Regions from separate parts of the Homo sapiens genome. Here region 2 is linked to region 1. A link is a contact called in ENCODE Hi-C or POLR2A ChIA-PET data. All regions are on one chromosome and are shown on one strand. Each heading gives the region's core, a stretch centred on a gene start or an enhancer-like site at or near the end of the contact. The rest is flanking DNA. Distances are from core to core; before and after follow the strand shown. Region 1 holds the start of EBLN1 (endogenous Bornavirus like nucleoprotein 1). Region 2 overlaps PIP4K2A (phosphatidylinositol-5-phosphate 4-kinase type 2 alpha).

The links. Hi-C counts contacts between places; a loop is a spot of excess contacts on that map. ChIA-PET counts read pairs that join two places held with the same protein, here RNA polymerase II (POLR2A).
Region 2: a loop to region 1 is called in a map of HepG2, with 3 times the contacts of the local background. The contact joins the enhancer-like site here to the promoter of EBLN1 in region 1. A Hi-C loop is called at or near these places in 1 of 168 maps with a recorded cell type or tissue (HepG2). POLR2A ChIA-PET finds 5 or more read pairs at or near these places in 3 of 52 experiments (MCF 10A, OCI-LY7 and WTC11).

The regions. Positions count from the first base shown.
Region 1 is chr10:22,216,618-22,219,385 of GRCh38, forward strand. It overlaps EBLN1 (endogenous Bornavirus like nucleoprotein 1), which reads right to left and starts at 1,398. Exons shown (of 3, transcript NM_001394757.1): 1 at 1,299-1,398.
Region 2 is chr10:22,536,389-22,539,321 of GRCh38, forward strand. PIP4K2A (phosphatidylinositol-5-phosphate 4-kinase type 2 alpha) reads right to left here. Exons shown (of 10, transcript NM_005028.5): 10 at 1-893. The coding sequence ends at 813. Among named protein-coding and RNA genes, the nearest start is that of LINC03027, 100 kb to the left of the region's middle. Within about 2 kb of position 1,608, at least 3 of the 41 ENCODE cell types and tissues checked have a DNase peak (open chromatin) inside an H3K27ac peak, as active enhancers do.

The DNA of each region.
Region 1 (2,768 bases), core at 148-2,647:
AATATATAATTCTCATCATTGGTAGTTTGGCACATAAAACTCTTCTAAAAATATAGGTTAGACATATACAATGAAGACTGAGGAAGGACAGGATTTTAGTGAAAAGTTGCAATAATTTATAAATTGTGCTAATACAATTAAACGGAGTATAAATCTTCAGAAATTTTAACTTGATTTTCAAAACACTGGAAGTTTAATCAAGAATCACGAGTACTTCTTGCCCTATGTGCACTCCATCTCTGTTTTGCCAAAATCCACATAATCAAAATTTTTTATGATTTTCCTTAAGACTATTTTATCGAGATCAAAAACTAAGTAAGTACACTTGAGCTTCAAGTCTAAAACACAAAACTTGTGCGCTGCATCATTTTACCTTGACTCAGCCAATCAGAATCCAATGTTGCCTGGGAAACCCTCTCACGCTTATTACAATAACAATTCTGTTGCTTGATTTTTAAAGCAATAAATACATACTCAGAAATTATTTATATATATATGTATGTGTATATATATATTTTTTTGTTTTGAGACGGAGTCTCGCTCTGTTGTTCAGGCTGCAGTGCAGTGGTGCAATCTTGACTCACTGCAACCTTCGCCTCCTGGGTTCAAGTGATTCTCCTGCCTCAGCCTCCTGAGTATCTGAGATTATAGGTGCGTGCCACCACGCCCAGCTAATTTTTCTATTTTTAGTAGAGATAGGGTTTCACCAGTGCAAAAACTTATCATCCTGGTTTCTTTTCCCTGATCAGTATGAGAAGGCACAAAGGAATAAAGAGAACTGCTTCACTTTCATACTGTTCTCATATTCATTTCTTATGTGCCAAGAACTTTGGTAATATAAAGAAAGACAAAGAGGAAAAAACATATCCTCTGCTTTTTCTGTATATCCTGCACACCATACATTTCATTACACACCAATGTGTTTGTCAGATTCAACTGCATTGTTATTTTTTATCTTCCTTGGTATACGCAAGAAAAATGGAAACAAAACTTAATGGAAAACAGAAAACTGTAATAAATGACAAAAGCAGATACTACGTTGGCTACATTCTCTGACTACACCATGATATAACCATAAATTCGTAAAATTAACTTTGGAAAAAACAACCACTTGAAAAAGGTTAAATATTAAGTCTCTCCTAAATAACTTCTAAGTCAAAAAGCAAGCAACAAATACAGACTATTTAGAAAATAATGTAAAGAGGAGTAACTAGGTGTATTAGTCCGTTCTCACACTGCTGTAAATATACTACCCGAGACTGAGTAATTTATAAGGAAAGGAGGTTTAATTGACTCACAGTTCTGCATGGCTGGGAAGGCCTCAGGAAACTACAAGCATGGCTGAAGGAGGAGAAGCAAGCACCTTCCTCACAGGGCAGCAGGACCTAGAGAAAGAGCAAGGACGAGGGGAACTGCCAGATGCTTTTAAACCGTCAGATCTCGTGAGAACTCACTCACCATCACGAGAACTGCATGAGGGAAATCCACCCCCATGATCCAATCACCTCCTACCAGTCCCTGCCTCAACAGTTGGGATTACAATTCAAGGTGAGATTTAGGTGGACACAGCCAAACCATGTAACTGCATAGCAAAATCTCTGTCGTTTAAATATAAATCTTAATGACTTTGCTGTTTTTTAAAAAATTAAAGTATACAAAGCAAATGTGTAACAAAAAAGAAAAAAACAACAACAATGACCTAAAAAGACAGGAAGAAATAATACATATAAAAGGAAAAATAATAAGAAAAGAAACCACTCCTAGGAGACTTGTGCCATGGATACTATGGCCCCTCACCCAGTCCCCCTTCAGGTTCAAGGCTGTTGCTGGGAGTAATTATTGGCTGTTGATGGCTCACAGCTGAATCCATTTTCTGGAATTGACCTTGGTTAAAGGAAGTTGCCTCAATACATTTATGTCTCTTCTTCAAGGGTAGCCCACAATCCAATGACTGAATTCAATGCAGCGATTCAAAGACCCAGCCCTGGTGCCTTGGATTGGTACATCTCTGAATGCTCTTTCAGCCTCAATGCTCCCCCTGGAGCCAGCTGAGGCTACTGATGCAGCTGCATTTCAGTTTGGCTTTTTCCTCTGCTCAGTACTATTTTCTCCCTGGCTTCCTCAAAGGAGTTGTTTCTGAGAGCACTCTTCAATAAACTGTACATGCAAATCTCAGAGTCTCCGGGCATCTGACCTGCAGCAGCTAGTGCTGGAAGTGATCCTAGGAAAGTGGCTTTAAAATGAGACCGCAGGCACAGCCAGATCACCCACTGGCAGGCAGGTACTGAAGACCCATCACTGGGGATAGATGGAGCATGGATACCTCTGGCATGAGACAGTGGTGCAAGTATTAAAACATTCCCGGTGTGAGCTGGCGTTGGATACCAGTAAAAGGGAATGCACTGGCAGGTGCAGTATCAGGATTTTGAGAGCTAGAGAAAGTGGTAATTACAAGGATTAGGGAATTGGCTGCTGCTGACAACAGTGGATGCCCTAGAGGAAGACAACAAAAGGCTGAGGTTAATTAATCACCAATTAAAGGCAAGCAGCAAAGTCAGACAGCCTCTTCCACACCATATAAAGAGATTCTCATCTTCTATGAGCCAACACCAAAAGAGGCTAAGAATCAAGCCCGAGCCTCAACAATAAGAGTAACAGAGCTTCGGAAGAGGTTGAATGAGGAGAGGGCCTTGTTGGGAAGAAGTTGACCTTAAGGCATGGCATGGTGGCATCCTGAATTCCCACATTCTCCCAGACTCTGGGCCTAT
Region 2 (2,933 bases), core at 358-2,857, 320 kb after region 1:
TTTTCCTGGACATATTGGCCGAGGTGAAAAATGTATAGAGAATCACTGGGGCATCAGCTGCTTGTTGCGGGAGGGGTGGGGGCTCTGGACACCAGGGGGTCCTGACAAGGCTGGGGCCAGAACCCTGAACCAGTACACACGGAGACGCCAGCATTCTTCCGTCCAGTGCTGGGGGCTCAGGTTATCAGTGTTAGGGAGAGTGTCTGCGTGCGGGGTAGAAATGGAACATTCGCTGTAGGTTTTTTCCTTGGAATCATCATCATTATTATAATAATCATCATTATTATCTTCATTATTCTGAATACTGTCTCACATCTTTCAACTCCAAAAAAAAAAAAAAAAAAAAAAAACTGATCCACAGTTTGTTGTGTGATGCCAACACGGTGCCTGACATCATGCACTTCCTTCTCCCCTCCCCCACACGTGTGTTCATTCACTCACTCACTCACTCACTCATTCATTCGGCCATAGCTGGAATCAAAGGGTCTTTGTTGGGACACATACTGACCGAAGTGGATCTGTTTTAATTAATTTATGACTTTTAAAATGCACACGCGCGCACACACTCACCCCCCCCCAACACACACACACACACATATACACAAAGTCAGAAATAGCTAGAACGATGCTGGGAAAATCAGGTAGCTGTAAAGCGAGTAGCCCCCAAATCAGTCATCTTGGCCTGAAGATGTAAACAAGGAGGTTTGCTTCCTGCAAGATGAGTACTTCACTGAGTTTGGTTTTCATTTTTCCTACACCGAAGCCACCTCTGTCCATCCAATGTTCATGTCTGTCCGAGGCTGCGCAGGAGGTTACGTCAAGATGTGGCCAATAAAGTCCAAAAAGCGCTTTGAATACTGTTCTGGGTTCACGGTGGAGATCTCCGCGCCAGCCTGGGCAGTTTTTAAAAAAGGAAATATTGACATAGTGTTTATGATTTCCCCAAATTATTACTCAATATCTACAGCTATTTCCAATGGCAACTGAATATACAGCAAGCAATTTTCAAATCCATGCAGTCTCTGCTCTGAAAAACATCACTCAAAATATCTTGGCGCTCATGGTTGAATAAGCAAGGTTCTTACAAATCTGTGTCTGCAAATGAGACAAAGGGCGACAGGAGCACCAGATGCTACCACACACACCGGGGCTGTTGCAACTCACAAAAAAATCAAACAGGCCACGTTTGGGATGTTACTATCAAAGAGTGGAATTGTTCAGAAGTCACGGAAACAATACTTATGTTATACTTTTCAAGAAGGCAGACTGGAGCCACCTTGAGAATGACATCAACATTTGGCGAAAGGGAAACCTTAATGACGATGACTTAAAACCGCATGATTTCTTCAGGACCCCTTCGTTTCTGGACAGAGGCCCCCAGCTCAGTGCTCAAACATGAGGGGCAACAGCAGCAGCCACAGGTTCTGGGACAGCTGCCCCCAGCCCATTCCCTGCACCGTAACCAGGTGAGGCACAACACTGCTGGCTCCATCTTGCCCACGGGGGAAGGAGCTGACTTCCCTCTGCAGCAGCACACAGGGGTGCCACTGTTCCCCTTTCTGAGCCCTGCAGAGAGCAAGCAAGCCTGGCCCCCTGCAGAAGCACGGTGAGGGATTTTTCCATGATGAGATGCAGGGTGCAGGCCAGCACACTCAAGGGAGTCACTCACTGGCCAGTTTCCTGAGCTGCAAAGGGCAAGCACGGAGTTTTGCTAAGTGAGCATGTGCTGTTTTTAGACACCCATGTTCACCGGGGAACTTGTAATATTTCCAGGCCTCGGCTGCATGGAGGAGCCCAGGCTTGAATGCAGAGAGAATGGTCCCCCACAGCAGCTTAACACAGCGTTCCTTTGCTGACAGTAATGTTTTCTTCTTGCAAACTACCTGTGATTTTATGCCGTGTGGCACACTATGGAGGCGAACTTGTGGCTTATGGGGAGATGAACATGGAGCCATATTGGCTAGGATAGGAGAGATGAACATGGAGCCATATTGGCTAGGATACACTCCAATTTCACAGGATGTATAATATGGGAACAGACATTTACAAAGCATTTGTCCAGACAACTCTTGTATCTCTGGCAAAACCCCATCAGCAAGGCAGTAGGATTTCTGTATGAGGTGAAAAAACAGGAGCTCCAAAAGTGTCCCCTTGAGGTCATACAAGTGGGAAGGGTCAAACGAGGATTCCTCGCCAGTTCTCTCTTTGCCACACTCCATGGTTTTCAACCAGAGGTGAGCATCAGAATGACCATGGAGTCTTCTGAAGACCCCTCCCTCACCCTCCTGAACTGGCCTCAGAAATGACGGAATGGGGGTGGTGCACCTGGTGCGGATGTTTGTTTAAAAAGAGTACTCAAAAATTTCTGTTGGGGGGAAGCCACCAGGCACACTTGCTTACTGACGTGCTCGGGGGCGGTGAGGTCCCAGTCTGTGCTCTGCACACAGCAGGAATACCATAGCTATCGACAATGTGACTGAAATATTTCTTTGGCAAATAGAATACTGTGTTTGTTAGGCTGATTTCTATTTTAAAATAGAAAAGAAGAGGTTTCAAGTGAGTTTTTGGTTCTGGTGAATCTTCATTAGTTCTACACAGTCTGTGGGAAGCACCTCTTCTTCCAGGGCCAACAAACCAGGGAATACATTCATCTGTGTGGGGTGGGCTCTATGGCTTTCAGGACCTCTGCAAAACAAAGATGGCACCCTGCAATACAAGCCTGAAACTTGGCGAGCTGTAAAGTTCAGCCAGGCAGGAGGTGTTTGCAGGCAGGGCAAGGGGATGAGCATGAACACAGAGCCAGGAGGGGGCTGGGTCCGGGGGAGGAATCTCATCTCTGCCACTTGCTACTATGAGGCCCTGGCAAGTTACTCCTGAAGCTATTTTCCTCAGTTTCTCCAACTGACAAAAGCAGGTACACTACTATCTCTTTC